Linked DNA regions of Homo sapiens: region 2 is linked to region 1. A link is a contact called in ENCODE Hi-C or POLR2A ChIA-PET data. All regions are on one chromosome and are shown on one strand. The core of a region is the stretch at or near the end of the contact, and the rest is flanking DNA. Distances in the headings are between cores, read along the strand shown.

Evidence for each region. A loop is a pair of places that touch in the nucleus more often than their neighbours do. ChIA-PET counts read pairs that join two places held with the same protein, here RNA polymerase II (POLR2A). Pooled maps may share reads with other maps.
Region 2: a map of CD4-positive, alpha-beta memory T cell shows a loop between it and region 1 (7-fold over the local background). The contact joins the promoter of ZNF257 here to the promoter of ZNF208 in region 1. A Hi-C loop is called at or near these places in 2 of 168 maps with a recorded cell type or tissue (CD4-positive, alpha-beta memory T cell and naive thymus-derived CD4-positive, alpha-beta T cell) and 6 of 50 pooled maps. POLR2A ChIA-PET finds 5 or more read pairs at or near these places in 2 of 52 experiments (CD4-positive, alpha-beta T cell and activated naive CD4-positive, alpha-beta T cell).

What each region holds. Positions count from the first base shown.
Region 1 is chr19:22,008,964-22,014,038 of GRCh38, forward strand. It overlaps ZNF208 (zinc finger protein 208), which reads right to left and starts at 1,980. Exons shown (of 4, transcript NM_007153.3): 1 at 1,829-1,980. The coding sequence starts at 1,831.
Region 2 is chr19:22,050,087-22,055,083 of GRCh38, forward strand. ZNF257 (zinc finger protein 257) reads left to right here and starts at 2,398. Exons shown (of 4, transcript NM_033468.4): 1 at 2,398-2,549. The coding sequence starts at 2,547.

The DNA.
Region 1 (5,075 bases), core at 730-3,229:
ATCTTAGTTTTTCCCCAGATAGTACTGAATCTCAGGTCCAAGAAAAAACTGAAGGGTGTCTGAGGACACATCTCCCTATAAAGTTTCCAAAGGGAAACCTTGACCCAAAACATTCTGATATCTATGTCTACGGAAAACAGAAGAAAAAATATTTACAAACAGAAAACAAATCTTTTTAAATGTGCCATCAAATGCTTTGTCAAAAAATGATTACAATAGGTATCAAAATGTAAACTAAAGGACAAATAGTTGATCATGTGAATAAGGGAGGGGAAATTGGCGTTTGGGAATGTCAGAAGGAACTGGAAATTAAGTATTTTACTGCAAGCCAGAGTCAGGCTGGAGAAATAGGGGGTGGCAGATAGACTTGAGGTCCTGCTTGGGACACATGTGAAAAATGCAAGGAAACAGCAATTCCTTGTGGGGTGTGAAAATAATTAAGTGGCTGGCAGTTAGACTGAGGAGGCTCTAGTTTCTAATTTCTACTTTTAAAAAATCTAATTCGGCCAGGCACGGTGGCTTACCCTGTAATCCCAGCACTTTGGGAGGCCGAAGCAGGTGAATCACTTGAAATCAGGAGTTCGAGACCAGCCTGACCAACATGGTGAAACCCCGTCCCTGTTAAAAATGCAAAGTTAGAGGGCATGGTGGTGCATGCCTGGAATCCCAGCTACTTGGAAGTCTGAGGCAGGAGAATCATTTGAACCTGGGAGGCGGAGATTGCAGTGAGCCCAGATGGCGCCACTGCACTCCAGCCTGGGCGACAGAGTGAGACTTGGTCTCAAAAAAAAAAAAAAAAAATCTAATTCAAATGCATTTTTTGTAAATTACTACATTGGGGGAAAAAATTTCAGGCTTAACACACTATAAACTGCCAATTAACCTCTGATTACATAACCAAGAAACTTCCATCTTGATGTTACAAATTAAGAAACCACAAGGCCGGGCGCGGTGGCTTACGCCTATAATCCCAGCATTTTGGGATGCCGAGGCGGGCGGATCACGAGGTCAGGAGATCGAGAACATCCTGGCTAACATGGTGAAACCCTTTCTCAACTAAAAATACAAAAAAGTAACCGAGCGTGGTGGCGGGCGGCTGTAGTCCCAGCTACTCGGAAGGCTGAGGCAGTGGAATGGCGTCAACCCGGGAGGCGGAGCTTGCAGTGAGACAAGATCGTGCCACAGCACTCCAGCCTGGGCGACAGAGGGAAGACTCCGTCTCAAAAATAAATAAATAAATAAAACAAAACAAGAAACTACGTAACTGTACCTAACCAATTATTGAATGTGGTTTTCCTCGTTATGCACCTTATAAAACTCTTTCCGTCAAACCCCTTCAATAGACCATTAACTACAACCCATAGCTGGGTGCTCTACAATTTTGGAATCACTCTTTGATTAAATTCTTTAATATTTTTGAGGTGACTTCCATAAATTTTTAATAGGAGAAAACAGGAACTGGGAGCCTCACGGACCAAAGCTCTTCCCATTCATGAACCCACACCCCAAGTCAGGATTCTCCTCTCACGACCCTCTCATGGTCCCTGCACATCTGGGAGAGACTCCGCGCTGCGGGTGCAGAGCGGCCCCAAGAGGGCTCCAGGCCAGGGCACAATCACAGCGCAGGGAAGAGACAGGACGCCCGGGGACCGGGTGTCAGCGCAGCCTCCATCTTATGGCTGAACCGGACTGAGGTCGAGCTAGGCAAGAACTCGGGGCACAGATGTGGAGCTGACTGCGGGGAGGCCTGAGTCCCGCCACAGCCACTTCCCACCGGTTCCAAGCAGCCCGGGCCACTCTCTCAGTGTGTCGGACCCGGCACACTCACCATTTCTAGGCTTCCAGGGGGTCCTGGCGACTTAGTTGTGGATCTCCCAATACCTGCAGGTCATAGGGCCACAGAGGCTGGGACTCTAGGAGCAGAGGACACACAGCAGTAAGGACGAGACCTTGACCTCCGGCTGCAGCGAGAGACAAAGGACCGACCACATCCCGGAAGCCGACCTGTCCCCTCCAGCTGCCTGCCTGATTGGACGTTCCCAGCCCAGCATCCCTGATTGGATAATGTTTAAGGCCCCGCCCTTTCAGGCCCTGAGTGACAGAAGATGTGATCAGATGCTGGGCTGAATGAAGAAAGAGAGCCAGCGTAGGCTGCAACCTTTCAGGCAGGGCTTCCTCCCTGAGCTGAGCCAGGCCCACCCCAGAGCATGCGAATATTCTATCTCTTCTTTACTCTCTCTCTTTTTAAATGTATTCGAAATGTGAACGAATATATTTTACTGCCATGTTAATAATACATAAAACTTTTGTTCCAGAGTAAATTAATTTTTACTTTAGTCATAGTGTGTTATCAATACTAAAGGCCGGGCGCGATGGCTTACGCCTTTAATCTCAACAGTTTGGGAGGCCGAGGAGGGCGGATCACTGGAGGTCAGAAGTTCAAGACCAGCCTGGTCGATAGGGTGAAACCCCTTCTCTACTAAAAATACAAAAATTAGTCGGGCGTGGTGGTGGGCGCCTGTAATCCCAGCTACTCAGGAGGCTGAGGCAGGAGAATCATTTGAATCCAGGAGGTGGAGGTTGCAGTGAGCCGAGGTTGGGCCATTGCACTCCAGCTTGCGCAACAAGAGTGAAACGCCATCTCAAAAAACAAAACAAAAAAATTAAACTTATTTTAGTAAAACCTTATAAATAAATCCATCAAATTTGTCACTTTTCCAACACTCTACATTTTCATATATATTTTATAATCTCACATTTTTTTAACTTTTTCTATTTTATTTTAATAGATTTTTTTAACTTGAAACAACCTTAAATTATTATTATTATTATTATTATGGTTGTTGTTGTTTTTTGAGACAGAGTCTTGCTCTGTCCACCAGGTTAGAGTGCAATGGCATGATCTCAGCTCACTGCAACCTCCGCCTCCTGGGTTCAAGCAATTCTTCTGCCTCAGCCTCCCGAGTAGCTGGGATTACAGGCGCCGTCCACCACACCCAGCTAATTTAGCATGGTGACCTGAACTTGTAGTTACCAGCTATTCAGGGGCTGAAGTAGGAGTATTGCCTGAGCCCAGGAGGTTGTGGCTGCAGTGAGCCCTGATCAAGCCACTGCACTCCATTCTGGGTAACAGAGTGAGACCCTTTCTTAAAAAAAAGACAAAGCATATAACCTTAAACTTATGGGAGTTTGGGGCTTTTTATTTTTGTCTTAAATTATTATATTTCAATAGTTTTGGGGTATACGTAGTATTTGGTTACATGGATAAGTTCTTTTGTGGTGATTTCTGAGATTTACGTGCACCAATCTCCCAAGCAGTGTGCACTGTACCCAATGTGTAGTCTTTCATCCCTCACCCCCTCTCCCACCCTTCCCACTGAGTGCCCAGAGTCCATTATATAATTCTTTTATTTATTTATTTATTTATTTTCTGAGACAGGGTTTCATTCTTGTTGCCTGGGCTGGAGTTCAGTGGTGTGATCTCGGCTCACCACAACCTCCACTTCCCAGGTTCTAGCGATTCTCCTGCCTCAGCGCTCCCAAGTAGCTAGGATTATAGGCATGCCCCAACATGCCCGGCTAATTTTGTATTTTTAGTAGAGACAGGGTTTCTCTATGTTGGTCAGGCTGGTCTTGAACTCCCGACCTCAAGTAATCGCCCGCCTCTGCCTCCCAATGTGTTGGGATTACAGGCGTGAGTCACCGCACTCAGACCCATTATATAATTTTTATGCCTTTGCATCTTCATAGCTTAGCTCCCACTTATAAGTGAGGACATACAATATTTGGGTTTTTATCCCCTATTTCTTTTTTTTTTTTTTTTTTGAGATGGAGTTTTTTTTTGTGATGGAGTTTGCTGTGATTACAGGCATGAGCCACTGTGCCTGGCCTATTTTTTGATGTTTTAATTATGGTCTTTTCTGTTTGTTTGTTTTTGAGATGGAGTCTCGCTCTGTCGCCCAGACTGGAGTGCAGTGGTGCGATCTCGGCTCACCGCAACTTCCGCCTCCCGGGTTCAAGCGATTCTCCAGCCTCAGCCTCCCGAGTAGCAGGCATTACAGACACACGCCATCGCGCCCTGCTAATTTTAGTATTTTTAGTAAAGGCGTGGTTTTGCCATGTTGGCCAGGCTGGTCTGGAACTCCTGACCTCAGGTGATTCACCTGTCTCGGTCTCCCAGAGTGCTGGGATTACAGGCATGAGCCACCATGCCCGGCCAATCATGGTCATTTTTGCAAGAGTAAGGTGGTATCACATTGTGGTTTTGATTTGCATTTCCCTGGTCATTAATCATTAGTGATGTTCAGTATTTTTTTTTTCTATGTTTGTTGGCCATTTGTGTATCTTCTTTTGAGAATTTTTTAAGTCCCATCTGTCTTTGTTTTTGTTGCATTTGCTTTGGGATTCTTGGTCATGCACTCTTTGCCTAAGTCAATGCCTGGAAGAGTTTTTTCAATGCTTTAGAATTCGGGTTGTTTCAGGTCTTAGATTAAAGTATTTGATCCATCTTGGGTTGATTTTTGTATAAGGTGAGAGATGAAGATCCGTTTTTTTTTATTTTTTTTTATTTTTTTGAGACAAGTCTCGCTCTGTTCCCAGACTGGAGTACAGTGGCGTGATCTCAGCTCACTGTAACTTCTGGCTCCTGGGTTCAAGCAATTCTCTGCCTCAGCCTCCCGAGTAGCTAGGATTACAGGCACCCGCCACCATACTTGGCTAATTTTTTTTTTTTTTTTTTTGTATTTTTAGTAGAGACAGAGTTTCACCATCTTGGCCAGGCTGGCCTTGAATTCCTGACTTCATGATCCAACCACCTCGACCTCCCAAAGTGCTGGGATTACAGGTATGAGCCACTGCGCCCAGCTGAAGATCTAGTTTTATTTTTCAATATGTGGCTTCCCAATTATCCCAGCACCATTTATTGAATAGGGTGTTCTTTCCCCACTTTATATCTTTGTTTACTTTGTCAAAGATCAGTTGGCTGTAAGTATTTGGGTTTATTTCTGATTTCACTATTCTGTTTCATTGGGCTACATGTCTATTTTTATACCCATACAATGCTGTTTTGGTAACTA
Region 2 (4,997 bases), core at 1,148-3,647, 42 kb after region 1:
GTTGCTGGGCCAAATGTTATGTCACAATCTTTCCTGTTGGCAGGATGCAGGCAGCAGAAGAGAGTCACATCTCCTAGGTGATGAATGCAGAGATATGTCATGAGGCTTTTGAGAATGGTAGGGCTAACACCCTGTTTACAGGGAACAGACAGGTGCCTCCCATCTTCTAGGTGTTTGGTCTAGTCATATGTCACACTACTCAAAATATGTGGGGCCTCTGCAACATACAAGAGTCACGTTAACTATGTGCTAGGTCCAGGGATATGTCATCATCCCACATTTTGGCAGGGACATGACAGAGAAGAAGGACATATCACCTAAACCATAAATGTAAAAATATATCATAGCCAGGCACAGTGGCTTATGCCTGTAATTCCAGCACTTTGGGAGGCTGAGGTGGGCGGATCACTTGAGGCCAGGAGCTCAAGACCAGCCTGGCTTACATGGCAAAACCCCATCTCTACTAAAAATACAAAAAAATTAGCTGAGCATGGTGGTACACGCCTGTAATCCCAGCTATTCCGGAGGCTGAGGCACGAGAATCACTTCAATCCAGGAGGCCCGATGATTAGGTTCAAGGCCAAATAGCAAAATATGTTTGCATTTAATCTATTTTCTCTCTATATAAACACTGCAGGTCAAGAGTATGCACAGATATGAAGACTTAGAGTTTTCTTCTCCTCCGGACCTATCATCCTTTGCTCCCTTTCTGATCTCTGGAAGGAAGGTGGGCCAAAGGTGGCCAGCAGTTGTCTACTTGTGGTTAATTTATTCCTGCTGCCCTCTGCTCTTTCTATGGCCGCCATCTTTTCCATCCTCCAAACTGAAGAGAGATGTTGTTAGGAAGAGGCCCTTCCTTCACACTGGCAGAATAAATTTATTCAGGCCCTTTACCCACCCAACATCAGAGCTGCACTTCACGTGTGGCTCCTGAGTGCCTGGAATGTGGCTGGGTCTACACTGTGATGTGCTGGAAAGGCAAAAAACAGACTTAGTAGCCTGTGTGCGGTGGCTCACGCCTGTAATCCCAGCACTTTGGGAGGCCGAGGCAGGTGGATCACTTGAGGTCGGGAGTTCCAGACCAGCCTGACCAACATGGAGAAACCCCGTCTCTACTAAAAATACAAAAATTAGCCGGGCATGGTGGCAGATGCCTGTAATCCCAGCTACTCAGGAGGCCGAGGCAGGAGACTCACTTGAACCCAGGAGGCAGAGAACACACTTTGTGCCATTGCACTCCAGCCTGGGCAACAAAAGCGAAACTCCATCTCAAAAAAAAATAAAAAAAAAAAAACAAAAAAAACAAAAAAAAACAGACTTAGTTCCAATGATATAGTTCTAACTATATACATGCTACATTAATAATTACACATTGCTCATATAGTAATATTTTGGATATATTGGGTTACTGAAATTGTTACAATCAGTTTGACCTATTTCTTCTTTCTTTTTAAAGTTTGGCTACTAGAAAATTTAAAATTCACATTTGGCTCACATTCTATTTCAGAAGATTGCCTCCTTTTTTTTTTTTTTTTTTTGACGGAGCTTAGTTTCGCTTTTGGTGCCCAGGCTGGAGTTCAAAGCGATCTCGGCTCACTGCAACTCCTGCCTCCCGGGTTCACCTGTCTCGGCCTCCCCAGTAGCTGGGATTACAGGCACCCGCCACCATGCCCCGCTAATTTTTGTATTTTTAGTAGAGACGGAGTTTCATCGTATTGGTCAGGCTGGTCTCCAACTCCTGACCTCAGGTGATCCGCCGGCCTCGGCCTCCCAAAGTGCTGGGATTACAGGCGTGAGCCACCGCACCCGGCCATGATTGCCTCCTTCTTAAAATCTCAGGCTGCCTGATCAAAAAACCAGAAGCCAGGAAGGTCAGGAAAGCTGAAATTTTAAAATAGTTGTTATTAGATTATTTTTGTTTGTGAATAACAATATAGTGTATTTTTTTCTTTTCTTTTTTTTTTTGAGACAGAGTCTCACTCTGTGGCCCAGGCTGGAGTGCAGTGGCGCGATCTCGGCTTACTGCAATCTCCGCCTCCTGGGTTCAAGCGATTCTCCTGCCTCAGCCTCCGGAGTAGCTGGGACTACAGGCGTGAGCCACCGCGCCCGGCCATATTATGTATTATGTATAAACGCATATGACCTTACACACAAGGTTAAATGCAAATACCTTTGGGTTGGGCCTGGCTCAGCTCAGGGAGGAAAACCTGCCTGAAAAGGCTGGAGCTTAGGCTTTCACTCTTTCTTCATTCAGCCGAGCATCTGATCACGTCTCCTGTCACTCAGGGCCTAAAGGGGCGAGGCCTTAAACGTTATCCAGTCAGGGACGCTGGGCTGGAAACCGTCCAATCAGACACGAAGCTGGAGCGGACAGGGTGGCTTCCGGGTTTGGCGGGTACTTTGTCTCTCGCTCTAGCCCGAGCTGCAGGTCTCGTCTTCCCTGGTCTGTGTCCTCTTCTCCTAGGGGCCCAGCCTCTGTGGCCCTGTGACCTGCAGGTATTGGGAGATCCCCAGCTAAGACGCCAGGTCCTCCTGGAAGCCTAGAAATGGTGAGAGTGCTGGGTCCGACATCCTGGGAGAGGGGAAGGGGGTGGTTGGAACCTGTGGGAAGTCGCTGTGGCGGGACTCAGGCCTCCTTGCAGTCAGCCCTACCATCTGCGCCCGAGTTTTCCTTGGCCAGCTCGGCCTCGGTCCCCCTCAGCCATAAGATGGCGGCTGCGCTGACAGCCGGGACCCCGGGCGTCCTGTCTCTTCCCTGCGCAGTGACTGTGCCCTGGCCTGGATCCCTCTCTCGGCAGCTCTGCACCCGCAGCGCCGAGTCTCCCCAGGTTGTGCAGGGACCACAGGAGAGTCGTCAGGGGAGAATCCTGACTCGGGGTGCGGGGTTCATGAATGGGAAGAGCTTTGGTCTGTGGGGTTCTGAGTCTCTCTTTTCTCTTATTAAAAATATACAGAAGTCACCGCAAAAATATTAAAGAATTTAATTAAAGAGTGATTCAAAAATCCGGGCGCGGTGGCACACGCCTGTAATCCCAGCACTTTGGGAGGCCGAGGCAGGCGGATCACGAGGTCAGGAGATTGAGACCATTCTGGCCAATATGGTGAAACCCCGCCTCTACTAAAAATACAAAAATTAGCGGGCGTGGTGGCATGTGCCTATAATCCCAGCTACTCAGGAGGCTGAGGCAGGAGAATCGCTTGAACCAGGAAGTCAGAGGTTGCAGTGAGCCGAGATGGCGCCACTGCACTCCAGCCTGAAGACAGAGCGAGACTCCGTCTCAAAAAAAAAAAAAAAAAAAAAAAAAAAATTGTAAAGTACCCAGCTATGGTTTGTCATTTGTCGTCCATAGCAGGGGCTTGAAGAGAAGACTTTAATAACATGAGATAAAGAAAACCAAATTCAGTAATTGGTTAGATGCAGTTACATAGTTTGTTAATTTGTACTATCAAGGTGGACATTTCCTTGTTATGTAATCAGAGGTTAAATGGTAGTGTATAGTTGGCTACGCCTCAATTTTGTTTCCCCCAATTTAGTAATTTATAAAAACATGCGTTTGAGGCCGGCGCTGTGGCTCACGCTTGTAATCCGAGCACTTTGGGAGGCCCAGGCGGGCGGATCACTTGAGGTCGGGAGTTCGAGACCAGCCTTACCAACATGGAGAAACTCCGCCTCTACTAACAATACAAAATTAGCGGGGCGTGGTAGTGCATGCCTGTAATCCCAGCTACTCCGGAGGCTGAGGCAGGAGAATCGCTTGAACCCAGGAGGTGGAGGTTGCAGTGAGCCGAGATTGTGCCATTGCACTCCAGCCTGGGCAACAAGAGTGAAACTCCATCTCAAAAAAAACAAAACAAAACAAAAACCATGCATTTGAGTTAAATTTCTTTAAAGTAGAAATCCAGGGACTAGAGCCACCTCAGTCTAGTTGCCTGCCACTTAATTATTTTCACAAGCCACAGGGGACTAATTTTCCGCTGATTTGTTTTTCTTTTTTTTTTTTTTTAAGAAGGAGTTTCACTCTGTCACCCAGGCTGGAGTGCAGGGGCGAGATTTCTGCTCATTGCAACCTCCGCCTCCCAGGTTCAAGCTATTCTCCTGTCTCATCCTCCGGAGTAGCTGGGATTACAGGCACCCACCACCACACCTGGCTAGTTATTGTATTTTTAGTAGAGATGAGGTTTCATGTGGGCTAGGCTGGTCTCGAACTCCTAACCTCAGGTGATCCGCCTGCCTTGGCCTCCCAAAGTGCTGGGATTACAGGAGTGAGCCGCGTCCGGCCTTTTCCGCTGAATTTTTTACATGTGTCCCAAGCAGAGTCTCAAGTTTTACCCTCCTCCCCCTTCATCATTTCTTCAGCCTAACTCTGGATTGCAAAAATAGTAAATAATAAAATACTAAATTTTCAGTTTCTTCTGACATTCCCAAATGCCAGTTTTCCCTAATTCACATTATCAATTATTCATCCTTTAGTTTACATTTTTTATACCATATTTTAATCATTTTTTGACAAAGCATTGGATGGCACTTTAAAAAGATTTGTTTTCTGTTTGTAAATACTTTCCATGGGAAGAAAGCAAAGTATAATTCCCTGACACTGTAGTGTAAAAAAAATTTTGTTCCTCTTTGCTTTTATCTTGTATAGGCACAGAGATCTTATCAGAATGTTTTTGGGTCAAAGTTTCCCTTTGGAAGCTGTGAGGTGAGATGTCTTCACCCACCCTTTAGTTTTGTTCTTGGTCTTGGGCTTCAGTATTTCCTGGGGATAAACCAAGATACCCACCATGGCTATATCTGCTAGAGTATCTAGTGGATATCAGCTACTGGGTCTTTTTTTTTTTTTTTTTTTTCTTCTTATAGCACAACCTGAGTTATGGAGTGTAGCCTATTAAGAAAGAAGGTGGCTGCCCCAGGGCTGAGAGGAGTCTCCTGTTGTATTTCTTTTTCGAAGATATTAAGATTGTCTTCACCCAACTCAGCTTCCATTTCTTAGAGACAC